2 separate regions of the Homo sapiens genome follow, and region 1 is linked to region 2. Evidence: chromatin loops called from intact Hi-C (ENCODE). Cell type or tissue: endothelial cell of umbilical vein. All regions are shown on one strand. Each heading gives the region's core, and the rest is flanking DNA. Links, peaks and the distances in the headings are about the cores only. Region 1 has its middle 5.9 kb from the start of TPRG1L. Region 2 overlaps RER1 (retention in endoplasmic reticulum sorting receptor 1).

The links. Peaks named below come from ENCODE experiments on the same cell type or tissue, not always from the same donor. Only the 100,000 strongest peaks of a DNase experiment are listed, where the experiment ranks them.
Region 1: a loop joins it to region 2, with 3 times the contacts of the local background. A loop is called at or near these places in 4 of 110 quality-filtered maps.

Annotation. Positions count from the first base shown.
Region 1 is chr1:3,614,635-3,623,500 of GRCh38, reverse strand. It overlaps a transcript of MEGF6 not described here. Among named protein-coding and RNA genes, the nearest start is that of TPRG1L, 5.9 kb to the left of the region's middle. RefSeq lists enhancers at 4,101-4,150, 4,087-4,995. In endothelial cell of umbilical vein, for the core only: a CTCF peak has its summit at 4,307 (motif pointing right); a DNase peak (open chromatin) is centred at 4,360; H3K27ac peaks cover 271 bases.
Region 2 is chr1:2,402,068-2,406,453 of GRCh38, reverse strand. RER1 (retention in endoplasmic reticulum sorting receptor 1) reads right to left here. Exons shown (of 7, transcript NM_007033.5): 6 at 4,112-4,247; 7 at 1,018-3,419. The coding sequence ends at 3,330. PEX10 (peroxisomal biogenesis factor 10) reads left to right here. Exons shown (of 6, transcript NM_002617.4): 6 at 620-2,480. The coding sequence ends at 688. Among named protein-coding and RNA genes, the nearest start is that of PEX10, 8.3 kb to the left of the region's middle. In endothelial cell of umbilical vein, for the core only: no CTCF peak of the experiment used is centred there; no DNase peak of the experiment used is centred there; H3K27ac peaks cover 678 bases.

The sequences.
Region 1 (8,866 bases), core at 2,793-5,292, 1.2 Mb before region 2:
CAGAAAAGAGTGGTCAGGGCAATGTGTTCTTGGCACGCCCAGCAAGACCTGCCAGAGGGACCTACAGACGAGTGTCTCCCAGCTATCTTACCAGCGGGGACCTTGAGGTCCAAGTATCCAGTCCGGTTAGAAATGGCCGCGGATCCAACAGGTGCTGGTGAGTGGGAGAATACCCCTGAGGGAGGAAGAACAGAGGCCGGGAGGGAGCTGAGTGGATGTAGATGAGAAATACCTGGACAGCTGCAAGCTGTAGTCAGTGATGGGCAACTGGAACCAGAGATTCCAGAGAGAGGGAGGGAGAAAGAGGGAGGAGAAGGGAGAATGAGAAAGAGAGGGAGAGAGAATGGGGGGGAGAAAGAGGGAGAATGGGGGAGAGAGGTAGGAGCAAGTTCTGGACCACGCCAAGGATGGAGCTGTGGTCCTGGAACCAGATGTCCAGGGAATGGGATGAAGTGACACTGGCTGGGGCCGAGGCTGCAGACTGCTGGTGGGAGCTGGCAGGACAATGAGGATTCTGAACCAGGTGCCTGAGCCTTCTGTGGATATGGGGAGTGACTTGGATGTCTATAAATTCCAGAAATGATAGGAGGGATAGATGATGGAGGGACTGTATTTTAGACAATAAACAAATTTCACTCAGTATGGATGAGTTTCCTGGGGCTTCTGTCACAATGCATCACAAACTGGTTTTAAAAACAACAACTGTTTTAAAAACAACAGAAACGTGTTTCCTCATAGCCCTGGAGGCCAGAAGTGCAAAATCAAGGAGTGTGCAGGGCCATGCTCCCTCTGCAGCCCTGAGGGTTGACGCATGTCTTGCTCTGCCAGGCCTGCTTGGTGTCCTGGGCTTGCTCATGCACTGCTCCCATCCCTGCCTCCATCTTCACACGACCTTCTCCAGGTGGGTCTCTTCTGCAACATCCCTGTTGGATTAGGGACCACCCTAGTGACCTCATCTTTAGTCGATCATCATCATGTTTGATCAAATAAGGTCACTGTGTTTGTTTGTTTTCCCACTGCTATTAATATGAAGAACTTACCTGAAGCTGGGTAATTTATAAAGAAAAGAGGTTTCATTGACTCACAGTTACACATGACTGGGGAGACCTTAGGAAACTTACAATCATGGCGGAAGGCAAAGGGGAAGCAAGGCACGTCTTACATGGCGGCGGGGGTAGTGGGATGTGCCACACTTAAACCATCAGATCTTGTGAGAACTATGACAAGAACAGCACGGGGGAAATCGCCCCCATGCTCCAATCACCTCCCACCAGGTCCCTCCCTCGACATGTGGGGATTACAATTCGAGATGAGATTTGGGTGGGGACACAGCTAAACCATATCATTCTACCCCGGCCCCTCCTAAATCTCATGTCCTTTTTACATTTCAAAACCAATCATGCCCTCCCAACAGTCCCCCAAAGTCTTATTTCAGCATTAACTCAAAAGTCCACAGTCCAAAGTCTCATCTGAGACAAAGTCCCTTCTGCCTATGAACCTGTAAAATCAAAAACAAGTTAGTTACTTCCAAGGTATAATGGAGGTACTGGCACTCGGTAAATGGTCCCATTCCAAAAGGGAGAATTTGGCCAAAACAAAGGGGCTAAAAGCCCCATGCAAGTCCAAAATCTAGTGGGTTAGTCATTATATCTTACAGCTCCAAAATAATCTCCTTTGACTGCATGTCTCACATCCAGGGCCACACTGATGCAAGGGGTGGGCTTCCAAGGCCTTGGGAAGCTCTGCCCCTGAGTGCCTACGGCTTTTCCAGGTGCAGGGTGCAAGCTGCTGGTAGATCTACCATTCTGGGGTCTGGAGGACAGTGTCCCCCTTCTCGTAGCTCCACTAGTCAGTGCCTGTGGGCAGCAAGCCACCCCGGTGCTGAGGCAAGAGACCGAGGGCACGAGCTGTTCCGGTGTAATAAGATATATAAAATAACAAGAGTTATACTAGATCTAGATCATAGATATGATTATATGTAAATATCATTAATCATTAATTTGTAGTAATTGCTCTTTATTCCAATATTATAATAATCCTCGCTCTACAATCATAACCTAGAAAAAACCAGGCCGTACAGAGATGGGAGCTGAGGGGACATGGTGAGAAGTGACCAGAAGACAAGTGCGAGCCTTCTGTTATGCCCGGACAGGGCCACCAGAGGGCTCCTTGGTCTAGCGGTAACACCAGCGTCTGGGAAGACGCCTGTTACCAAGCGGACCGTGGTCTAGTGGCAGCGTCAGTGCCAAGGGAAAAGCACCCACTACTGAGCAGACCAGGAAAAGGAGTCTCCCTTTCCCCAGGGGAGTTTAGAGAAGACTCTACTCCTCCACCTCTTGTGGAGGGCCTGACATTAGTCAGGCTTGCCCACAGTTATCTGGAGGCCTGTCTCCCTGTGATGCTGTGCTTCAGTGGTCATGCTCCTGGTCCGCTTTCATGTTCCATCCTGTACACCTGGCTCTGCCTTTTAGATAGCAGGTGCAAAATTAGTGGAAGTACCAGAAGTCTCTGATATGCGGAAATAATGGCGTAAGCTGTCTCTCCTCTCTCTCTCCGCCTCAGCTGCCAAACGGGGAAGGGCCCCCTGTCCAGTGGACATGTGAACCACGTGACCTTACCTATCATTGGAGATGAGTCACACTCCTTACCCTGCCCCCTTGTCTTGTACCCAATAAATAACAGCGCAGCCAGGCATTCGGGGCTGCTACCGGTCTCCGCGCCTTGGTAATAGTGGTCCCCCAGGGCCCAGCTGTCTTTTCTTCTATCTCTTTCTCTTGTGTCTTTATTTCTACGATCTCTCATCTCTGCACATGGGGAGAAAGACCCACTGACCCTGTAGGGCTGGTCCCTACAAGTGCCCCAGTGGGGACTCCGTGTGTGGAGGCTCCCACCCCACATTTCCCCTCTGCATTGCCCTAGCAGAGGTTCTCCATGAGGGCTCTGCCCCTGCAGCAGACTTCAGCCTGGACTTCTAGGTGTTTCCATACATCCTCTGAAATCTAGGCAGAGTCTCCCGAAGTTCACCTCTTGTCTTCTGCACACCTACGGGCTCCGCCTGGGCTGTCCCTTGACCCCTTTTGGCCCTGACTGGAGCTGATTTTGCCCCCAAGGCCTCTGGGCCTGTGATGGGAGGGTCTGCCGTGAAGCTCTCTGAAATGTCTTGGAGACATTTCTACAGCTGATGGCTTGAATTTCTCCCCCAGACAATGGGTTTTCTACCACATAGTCAGGCTGCAAATTTTCCAAACTTTTATGTCCTGCTTTGCTTTTAAACATAAGTTCCAATTTCAGATCATCTCCTTGTGAACGCACATGACTGTACACTTTCAGAAAAAGCCAGCTCACATCTCAAATGCTTTGCCGCTTAGAAATTTCTTCTGCCAGATACCCTAAATCATCTCTCTCAAATTCAAAGTTCCACGGATCTCTAGGGCAGGGACAAAATGCTCCTAGTCTCTTTACTAAAATATAGCTTTGCTCCAGTTCCCAGTAAGTTCCTCATTTTCGTCTGAGACCACATCAGCCTGGACATTGTCCGTATCACTATCAGCATTTCGGTCAGAACCATTCAACAAGTCTCTAGGAAGTTCCAAACTTTCCCACAGCTTCCTGTCTTCTGAGCCCTCCAAACTGTTCCAACCTCTGCCCATTACCCAGTTCCAAAATCACCTCCACATTTTCAGGTATCTTAATATCAGTGCCCACTATCCTGCTACCAATTTTCTGTATTAGTCCACGTTCACACTCCTATAAAGAACTACCTGAGCCTGGGTAATTTATAAAGGAAAGAGGTTCAATTGACTCACCATTACACCCGGCTGGGGAGGCCTCAGGAAACTTACAGTCATGGCGGAAGATGAAGGGGAAGCATGGCGGCAGGGGTGACGGGGGCGGGAAGTGCCACACATTTAAACCATCAGATCTCCTGAGAACTGACTATCACGAGAACAGCAAGGGAGAAATCTGCCCCCATGATGCAATCTCTTCCCACCAGGCCCCTCTCTCGACACGTGGGGGATTACAATTGGAGATGACATTTGGGTGGGGGCATACAGCCAAACCATACCAGTCATATCACACGCACTGGGGTTAAGACTGGACTGTGCCTTTCTGGGGGACACATGTAATGATGTGTCACACGTGCATGATGGAACGTCCAGCCGGATGGCTGCTCTCTCCACACACACTGGTCGTGGGGCAGGGAAGATGGTTCGTGATTGGGGTGTGGCTGTGAGGTCCCGGGAGGGGAGCCCCTGAGTTTGTGTATTTCTTGGGGCTTTGAAGGAGCTATTTCCATTTCTGTCAGCAGGTGGCAGCATCACCCATGCGAGGTCTTCCAATTAGAGGGCGCAGCTTCACGCTGGGTGTGTGTATTCAGGCCCTACATGAAGTCATTATTTATCTTCCTGCCACTGGAAATCTCCGCTGGGAAGTGTGGGTTTTTATCTTAATTTCCACATGTTATGGTTTTGCATTTTACAAAATCAGTGGGTCCTGCCTGTGCCCTTGTTCTCCGATGGATGTGGGAGTCAGGGGGCCACGTGCCAAAGGGCAGCCCAAGGGTTTGTGTCCTCTAGGTGCCGGCACCAGCTCCCCCAGGTTGGAGGTCAGTGTGCAGCCTGGAGGCTCTTCCCTCAGGCAGGGTCCTGGGCTTCCAGAGACAGCTGTGCTTTGGGGGATGCACTTTGGGCTGAGGAATGTTTCTCAGCCTCTCCCTTCTCCATGGAGCCAGGGCTGGGGCTTGGCGGGTCCCAGGGCTGTGTACGAGGGCTGGCAGTGCTTGGGGCAGTCGTGAGCGCTCAGGTGGTGTCTTGCAGACACAGCCCTTACTCTTTGGCAAGTCATGACAGAAGCAGAAGCAACTTCCACAAATAAATGCCTCTCCCTGCCGGCGGGGAAGGGGCCTTTCGGATGGGTTTGAGGATCAAGAGCAGGCTGCGGGGAAGTAGCAGGGGTGTCATTCTCGTGCAGTTCTCAAAGGCTGAGTCGCGTTGATGGTAATTTCCTCCACCTCTGCACCCCAGCAGGAGGATGGTTTTGCGCTGCTTCCCACCTGCCCCTCGCCGTGTGGGGCCCAGGGTCCCCAGGTGGTCTCTCGGCCGTGGATCCAGTGGGAAGGCCTGGTCTCGAGGGGTGGGCTTCCTTTGGGTGAGTGGGACCCAGGAGGAGGCTGGGAGACTTCAGGTTAACTTGGGGGCCAGAAGGTCTTAAACAGAATGTTGCTGGGGACTGTGTGTCGGTTCTGGTTCTGGTCAGCGTGGCAGGCAGGGTGCGGCCCACACCGCTCTGACCTTGAGAAATGCAAGGGCTGCACTGCACAAAGCCTGCTGGACAGCAGGGCGCCCTGCCTCCCAGGCTTGGCCTTGCTGGGGATGGCGCCGGGGTGATGGGGGAGCCTCTGTCTATTCCTGTGTGTAGGTGCTGCTAAGGTGGCTGGGGCCAGGGGCCTGCAGGGTGTCGCTGCCCCAGGGCAGGGCAGGGCAGCACCCGCTGTGGAGGCCCCGCTCCTCTCTGGGCCGGGGGCTCCCCAGGGACAGGGCCTTGGGTGCCTCACTCAGGAGTTTCCTGCAGTGCTGTAACAAGTGACCGAGGACCGGGCCAGCCTGTCTCTCTCCCAGCTTCTGGCAGCTCCAGCAACCCCCGGTTCCCCTTGGCTCATGGACACATCGCCTCGGTCTCCACGCTGCGCTCTCCCTGTGGCTCTGTCTCAAATCTCCCTCTGCTTTCTCTTACAAGGACGCCTGTCCGAGGATTTACAGCCTGCCGGGAAAATCCAGGATGCTCTCATCCGGAGATCCTTTACTTGATTATATCTGCAAACACCTTTTTTTCTTTCCCAGTTTAATTTATTTTTTCTTCAAATTTTGTTTTAAGTTCAGGGGTCCATGTGCAGGATGTGCAGGTTTGTGACACAGGTAAATGTGTGCCGTGGTGGTTTGCTGTGCAGGTCAGCCGTCACCTGGTTATTCAGCCCAGCATCCATTAGCTCTTCTTCCTGATGCTCTCCCTCCCCACCACCCCTCCACAGGCCCCAGCGAGTGCTGTTCCCCACATGTGTCCATGTGTTCTCATCATTCAGCTCCCACTCATAAGTGAGAACATGGGGCAGACACCCTTTTTTCAAATAAGGTCACATTCACGGGTGGCAGGGGAGGATGTGGGCCAACGTCTTTGGAGGCCACTCTTCAACCCAGTAGGCTGTGTCCTGAGCTGCTAGCATGGTGGCGGGAGTAGGTACAGTTTTCCATCTGAGTGTCAGCACCTGGTCTGAAACACCTTCATATTTCCAGACCTAGCTTCATCCTGATGCTGCCCCCGAGGTTGGAGGGAGGGATGGCAGGAGCCGGGGGTGGGAGGGCGGGCAGTTGTGGGGGCCTGCATGGCACAGCCCAGGCCTGTGTGTCCGGGGTTGGAGGGTTGGAGGGAGGGATGGCGGGAGCAGGGTGTAGAGGGGGAAGCCTGCACGCCGCAGCCCAGGCCTGTGTGTCTGGCCACTGTCTGGTCCTCAGAACAATAGCTGTGCTTGCTGGTACCATGGTTCAAACGCTGAGCAGGAACTGGAACCGGAGGTTGCCCCTCTGCTGTCTCCATTGTCATTCAGGAGGACACAGGCACAGAACCAGGAAGGAAGACATCCCAGCCAGGCGGCAGTTGGGACACTGGGGTTCTGACCGGGCCATCTGCTCCGGGATTCCCGTTCTCCCCCGCCACGCTTGGGGCCACATCACACAGCCCACCTTAGGTATGCCACAGATTGATCTTTTCACTTTACTTTCTCTTTTGGGGCAAATTCAGAGGCTTAGAAATGAATTCAGAGTCGGCTACCCAAAGGCTGGCCATAGACTCAGTTACGTATTTGGTGCAGGGTTTCTGGTGCGATCCTTTGCTATCTGGAGAGACTCCCACCCCGTCTCTCACCCCCGGCCTCCCACCCCCTCTCTCACCCCCGTCTCTGGCCATCACCTGCACGTGCTGGGTGTTGCTGGATTTTGTGGTCATCTCACACTGGGGGTGCTGGCACAGACTGGGGCGGTCCGGGGTGGTCGTTGGTGTTGATGTGAGGAACAGACCGGGGCGGTACGGGGCAGTCGTTGGTGTTGACGTGAGGACTGCTGCGGGCACCTTGCATCTGAGGGTCAGAAAACACCTTTAGCATCAATGACTTTGCTCACTCTCCTATCAGGAGAAATGTCTGTGAAAATTCAGAAAAGATGCTGGATTATTTTCTTGGATTGACAGAAATGTTCGTTCGGGGAGCTTTCAGGGATGTTTTGCATCTCTCTGTGGGACTCTCAGCTCTGGAAGGATTAAAGTCAGGCTGCAGGGAAGGAGCGTGCAACCGCCAGCCCGCGGACCGGACATGGGGAGCAGTTTGCTTTGGAAATTAGCACCTTGAGTTATCCACTGAGCTGGTAGTTTGATTCTTCTTTCTCCCTACGTTATTTCTCCTCCATCCAAAGGCTGTTTTTATTATTTCCAGCAGAGAATGAGACAAAAACATGGAAAGGTAGTGTCTTTTAGTAATGCTTTTCAGGCAAGCTAGAGGAATTGTTTGCCAGATTTAAAAATGGAAGAAATGGAAGCCTGTCCACTCCTTATGTCTACTGGGGAGAGGCTCTGAGCCAAGCCCAGTTCTGCGTGTAACCCAGGAGTGGTGGCCTGGGTGCCCCACCAGGCCTGAAGCAGTCGAGGCCAGGTGGGATAAAGAGGGGAGAAGCAGGAGAGCTGAGCCCACTGGATAGGGTGGGGGGTGGAGAGGCTGGGACCAGGTGGGTGGGTCCCACACGCGGGCTTCCATGCCAGGTGCTGTGGCTCAGGGCCCTCTTGCAGGCCCGGGTGCGGGCATCTACATTTGGGGTCTAATATAGACCTCCATTCGGCCTGCTTCCCACCTGGTGCCTTCCCAAGAACACGCAGGGATGTGATGACTCACCGGGTCTGTACTTCCTAAGTGGAGTTGGCATACCTAACAGTGGAATTGGGATGTTTGGCTATGATTTCCTGAAAGGTGTTTAGGATGGAACTTGGTCTGGGAGCTGAGGCCTGAGCTGCAGCTGTAACCCAACAGGTCTCTGAAGCCATGGGAAGCCCCCACTTGGAAAGAGGACCAGAGGGAGGCCAGTGGGTCCAGCCATGGGACCAGCGGGTTCTAATACCTGCGCTCTGCACCAGGGGGCAGTGCCCTGCAACAATCTCTGCAGCCGCCCTTTCTCTCCTTTGCCTCCTTGGGGGGTCAGAAAGTGCACCCCCTGCTGCGGTCCCTGCCCTTCCCAAAGTTTGACGACTCTGAAAATGTCCTTTTTTCTCCATGCATACATTTAAGGCAATTGCAATGAGAAGTCCAATGCAACTTTGAAGGGACTGGGCAAAGTGACTCCAAAATTCATTTGGAAGAATGACGGATGGGAATTATCAGTGTAATTTTCAGGGGAAAGATGAGAGTAGTGGGGAGGTACTGGCTGTGCCGTCGTTTAGACAAGCTCCTGATAAGCTGTCATGAGAATCAACACGGCAGGCCCTTCTGTCTCATCCTGGGAATGCAGGGCAAGGAGGTTAAACGGTCTGGGGCTGAGCTAAGACCCAGTGGAAATACCCAGAGACAGAGTCTGTTTGTGATGAGTTCAGGATGAAGAGGCTGCCTCGCATCAGTGGAAGGAGCTGGGCTGGCTGCTGGTGCCTGAACCACTGGCTAACCAGGGAGATTCCTCCTTCACGGCGGACAGCAGAATAAATGCTGAGGGAAATACGTAAATAAATGCAATGGAAGCAACAAAAAAGAATAAACATTAGTGAACCTTCTAAGCTTAGTGCTTACTTCTAAGCAATGGAGGGAACTGCAGAGGAAAAACTACATACATCTTAGTAC
Region 2 (4,386 bases), core at 40-2,539:
TGGTCAGCGGCTGTGCCGGCAAGATGCACCTGGCTGCAGCAGAAGTGGGGAGTCTGGCTCTGAGCACCCTCCAGTTTTGAGGGTACAGAGGTGGGCATCTTTTTAAAGGCTCCCAGGTAGGTCAGATGTGGGTTCGTTGAGGGGGTTAAAGTTCCAAATTCACGTGTATTGAGGCTTTGCCGAATGCAGGTTGGGGTAGTGGCCAGCCCTGAAAGGCCCCACGCTTGCACCACGCATCCCAGCACACCCTTCCTCCCGGGGTCCTCACCACACTTGAAAACCCTAGCACACTGACTCACACCCACCGAAGATGCCGGCAGGGTGAGAGCGCACGCTTTCCCAGGAGCTGGGCTTCGTGGGCTGTGTCAGCTGCGGGAGCAGGAGGGAACCTCCCGGCCGAGCCCCACACCCTGAGCCCTACGCCCCCAGCCCCGCCCCAGCCCCCACTGGGACTCGGCCTTCTGAAAAAAGGCTGGCTTTCTTGGTCATTAGTTGAAGGAAATACAACATTTATGTTGTGTGTCATGTGCAGAGAATGTGGACAGGAAAAGAAATGCCGATGGGGATGGGCATGGCCCAGTGGCCCCAGCTGCTGTGACCCCCTTTCTCCTCTCCGCAGGCGGAGTGTCCCCTCTGCCGGGAGAAGTTCCCTCCCCAGAAGCTCATCTACCTTCGGCACTACCGCTGAGCCGGCGCCCGGGTGGGCCTGGACACAGATGACCTCTACGGGAGTCTGAACGCCAAGATTTAGTCTCAGGATTAACCTTGCTTGCACAGAAGTTAGAACACTCTCAGTTTTTTGTCATGTAAGATACTAACCTAGCCACCCTGGGAGAGAACAGAAAGCTGTCCCTGGCTGCGCTTTCTCAGCCCTGGGAGGGGCGCCTGAACCCAGAACATTTCCCTAACCCCAACCTGGTAGGACTCAGCCACTTCTTCAGGAATTTCACTTATTTGGACGGGATTTTAGGTTTCCCTCCCTTCCCCAAACCATACAGTTGAGAAGTAATTCAGAAGTAGGCCAGAAGACACTTTATTCGTTTATATTGTGAGAAAACAGCCCCATCAGGCTTGTGTTAAGGCAATGGACTGAATGAGTGCGTGCTGGGTGGGGTGGGGCACGGAGGCTGGCGGGTTGCTTCAGCCAGTGCAGTGAGAACAGCAGCCCCACGGCCCCATGGGAGGCGGCGCTGCTCTCCCCGAGGGCGGCTGGGCAGAGCACATCCCCCAGGACTTGATGACCACACGGGGCAGAGAGAAACCAACCAAGGCCAGCACCTCCGTCGGAAGCATTTGGCACACACACCTTCAATACACGTCAAGGTCGCTTCCAGTTTTAGAAAACAGAAATCTGCATCTCAGCCTGAGACGCACAGAGAGGTCTCTTCCTGACCCAGACGCACTCACGAGCCAGGTCCTGGGGGTATGGGGGCTGCCAGGGGCGCCCGAGCCCTCTCCTGGGGGGCCTGCTGGGCAGGCGACCTGCTGACCCACGGTCACTGCTGTGTTCAGCCCCTCAGCTCGGCCCCAGCCTATTTCCCGCCTCCATTTGATGTTTCCAGGTTTTCAAAACTGCATTTAACCTGCGCCAGAGAGTTCACCGTAGGCATCTTTAATAAACTAACTCCAGCAAAATGTGGGTACGTTACTAACACAAGATGGAACTTGAGATTTCCTGAAGCGCAGTGTTAAAATGCCTCGAGGGCGTGTGCCACATTTCCCTGCTGACGTAAAACACCTGGCCAGCAGGACCGGCTTCCGGCAAAGACCCGCGCAAACCATGTCTTGCTGTTTGACTTACTTAGGAATGAGGATGACCCTGTATTCCTGGGTTAGTCAAGGTCAGCTTGCCAGAGACGGAGGAGGGCGGGGGGGCCGTGACCCTCTAGACTGGGAGGACCACCAGGAGAGGCACTGGGGGCTGCGGCCGGGTGGGCAGATGCCGCCGTGGCTCCATCCATCAGCACCCAGTCCTTTGCTTCACTGTGCTCTGGCCAAGCGCGTGCGACTTCCTGTCACACCTTAGGCCTGAGCGCTTATTAAGAAAACAGTATGAAAAATGACAAACACTCCTGTCCACAGTCTGAGAATCCCAAGTGTCTCAACACGGTACCAGAAGTACCACCTGGGAGCAGCACTGGCTATCTTGGGTCAGGGACACACAAGCTTGAACGTGGCCTCTTAGAGGAGCTCGATGTCAGATATGTAAACACTGGTACAAGAAAATCCAGACACTAAGCATTCACCGTGTCAATTCTGAGACAGGAAACACCGCCCAGAGTGAGGAGCCTGCGCAGCCCGGGGCCCAGGAGGAGAGGCCTTCACTCGCATGTCAGTGTCTCATCTGGGACCACAGCTGTGATGTTCTGCTGTGCAATATGGGTCACCTTTCGAAAAGGCCAAACAAAAGGTGGGCTTTCCTGTGTCCAGCGACTGCCATGTTTTAGGTAAAGACTTTAGTAAAGGTGGAGGTAAAATCACTTGGTAAAACGTTGAGAGTATTTCTTTTCTCGAATCAAAAACGCTGACATGCAAGTGGGTTCCGCCTCTCCCGCAGTGGGGGGCCGAGTGCTGAACCTACAAAGCCAGTCTGCTCCCTGCCAGCTTCGCTGCCCCTCATGGAGGGTTGCATGAGGACAGATTTAAATTAAAAACAAAACACTCTACGTATCAAAGAAATGTGTCAAAATAATCTCAAACAATTAAAATATAATATATATTTATAATTCCGGGCCCTCAAAAGCAATCATGGTAGTTAAGAACCAAGTTTTGAGTCATTAGGATAGAGGCCAACTTTAAACATCTCCAGTGAGATGGAATTAGGAAACTGGCATTAGAACCCCACACAGTTACTTGACAATCACCTTTAAAACGTTAAGTTCTTTCGGACACGCAGGAATCAGGCTAGATCATCCCTCGGGCTCTGTGGAGTGGCTGGCACCACCTGCGGCTGCTGGGGAAGGCGGCTGGCGGGGAGCGGCCCGTTCCTCCCTCGCAGGCCTTGCTCCTGCCTGCCCACCTGGCACAGCGGGGACCGGCCACTCGCCCTTGCTCCCATGGGCTCCACCCGCCTGGCTTCCCGCCTGCAGCTGACTAGAATTCCATCCGTGAGAAACACTTGAACGTCACTGAAAAAGAAATCCATGCGATTTGGTTTAAGCGCCAGTTTCTTCTAGAACCTGATATTTCAGTTACAAATCATTGAAGCTCCTTTTTAAAAAGAAAATTTGACTCCCTCGTAATCAACTACTTTATGTGAAGAAAAAAGGCATTGTTAACAATGGCTCAAAACTGTTCTTGCAACACGTGAGGCAGCCTCAGTCCCGCTTCTAGCTGGCGAAGGCCTTGCCGGCATCCTCCTTGCCTCTGTACCTTCTCTTCCCATGTGTGAACGGGATGTACCGGTACTTAATCATGTGCTGGGGAGAGAAACACAGACTCAGTTACTGCACAACCGCTCTCCAGTCAGTCACACTGTCCCCAAATCTGAGCGGCCAAAGGTCCCCCATCTTTTCTATACATCAGACAAGTGGAATCGGAGCCCCAGTGGCTTCCTGCGCCCACATCAACACAGCAAGACCTTCCACAGCCCACGAGGCCTAGGTTTGAAACCCCATCAATCCCAGTGCTTCGTGAGCCTCCCGTGGAGGAAGGGCAAGGGGGATGTGAGGTGGCCCAGGGCCCTCTCTGCAGCCAACACCCCGGGCACAGAGTGAGGCCCGCAGCACGAAGGCCACACCGTCAAGGGCACAGTCCGCAGTCTCGGCTAACTTCCCCCTAACACCCTCCTCCTCGGGCAGGCTGGCGCGGGGCACTGGGCACCCTAAGAGGAGCCACCGGGACACTGCACTCGCCGGGGCTCTCCCACCCGGCTTCCACAAAGTTTCCACCAAGAGCCCGCCCGCTCCCACAGCTGCGCTCCCCGTTTAGTTAGCCGGCCGTGCTGGGAACGGAGCAGTGTCCTCGTCACACACAAGACGGTGCCACTTAGCTCCACATTCACACCAGGCAGACTCTGCCACCACCCACCACAGCCCAGCACAGCTCCCCCAATGCTGCGGGTAACAGAACAGCGATTGCGGCCGGCGTGGCGGCAGCGCCTCTGCTTTACCTTGATTTGCCTCTTCATCGTGATACAGAAGAGCATGATGAAGTACATCACCAGAATCGGCCAGAACACCGGGACGTTGAAAGCGTCGAAGAAAGTACAGACCATAGCCACAAGGATGCCCTTGGTAGCCGCATGCCTTCAAGTGGGGAGAGAAGGTTAGCGCCGCATCTGCAGCCAGCACCGGGCACCTGCCGGCCGCCTCCAGCCTTGCAGCTGCACCGACCGTCCCCGCAAACAGAAGCATCCCTGTGGAAAGGAGGGGTCTACCCTGGGCA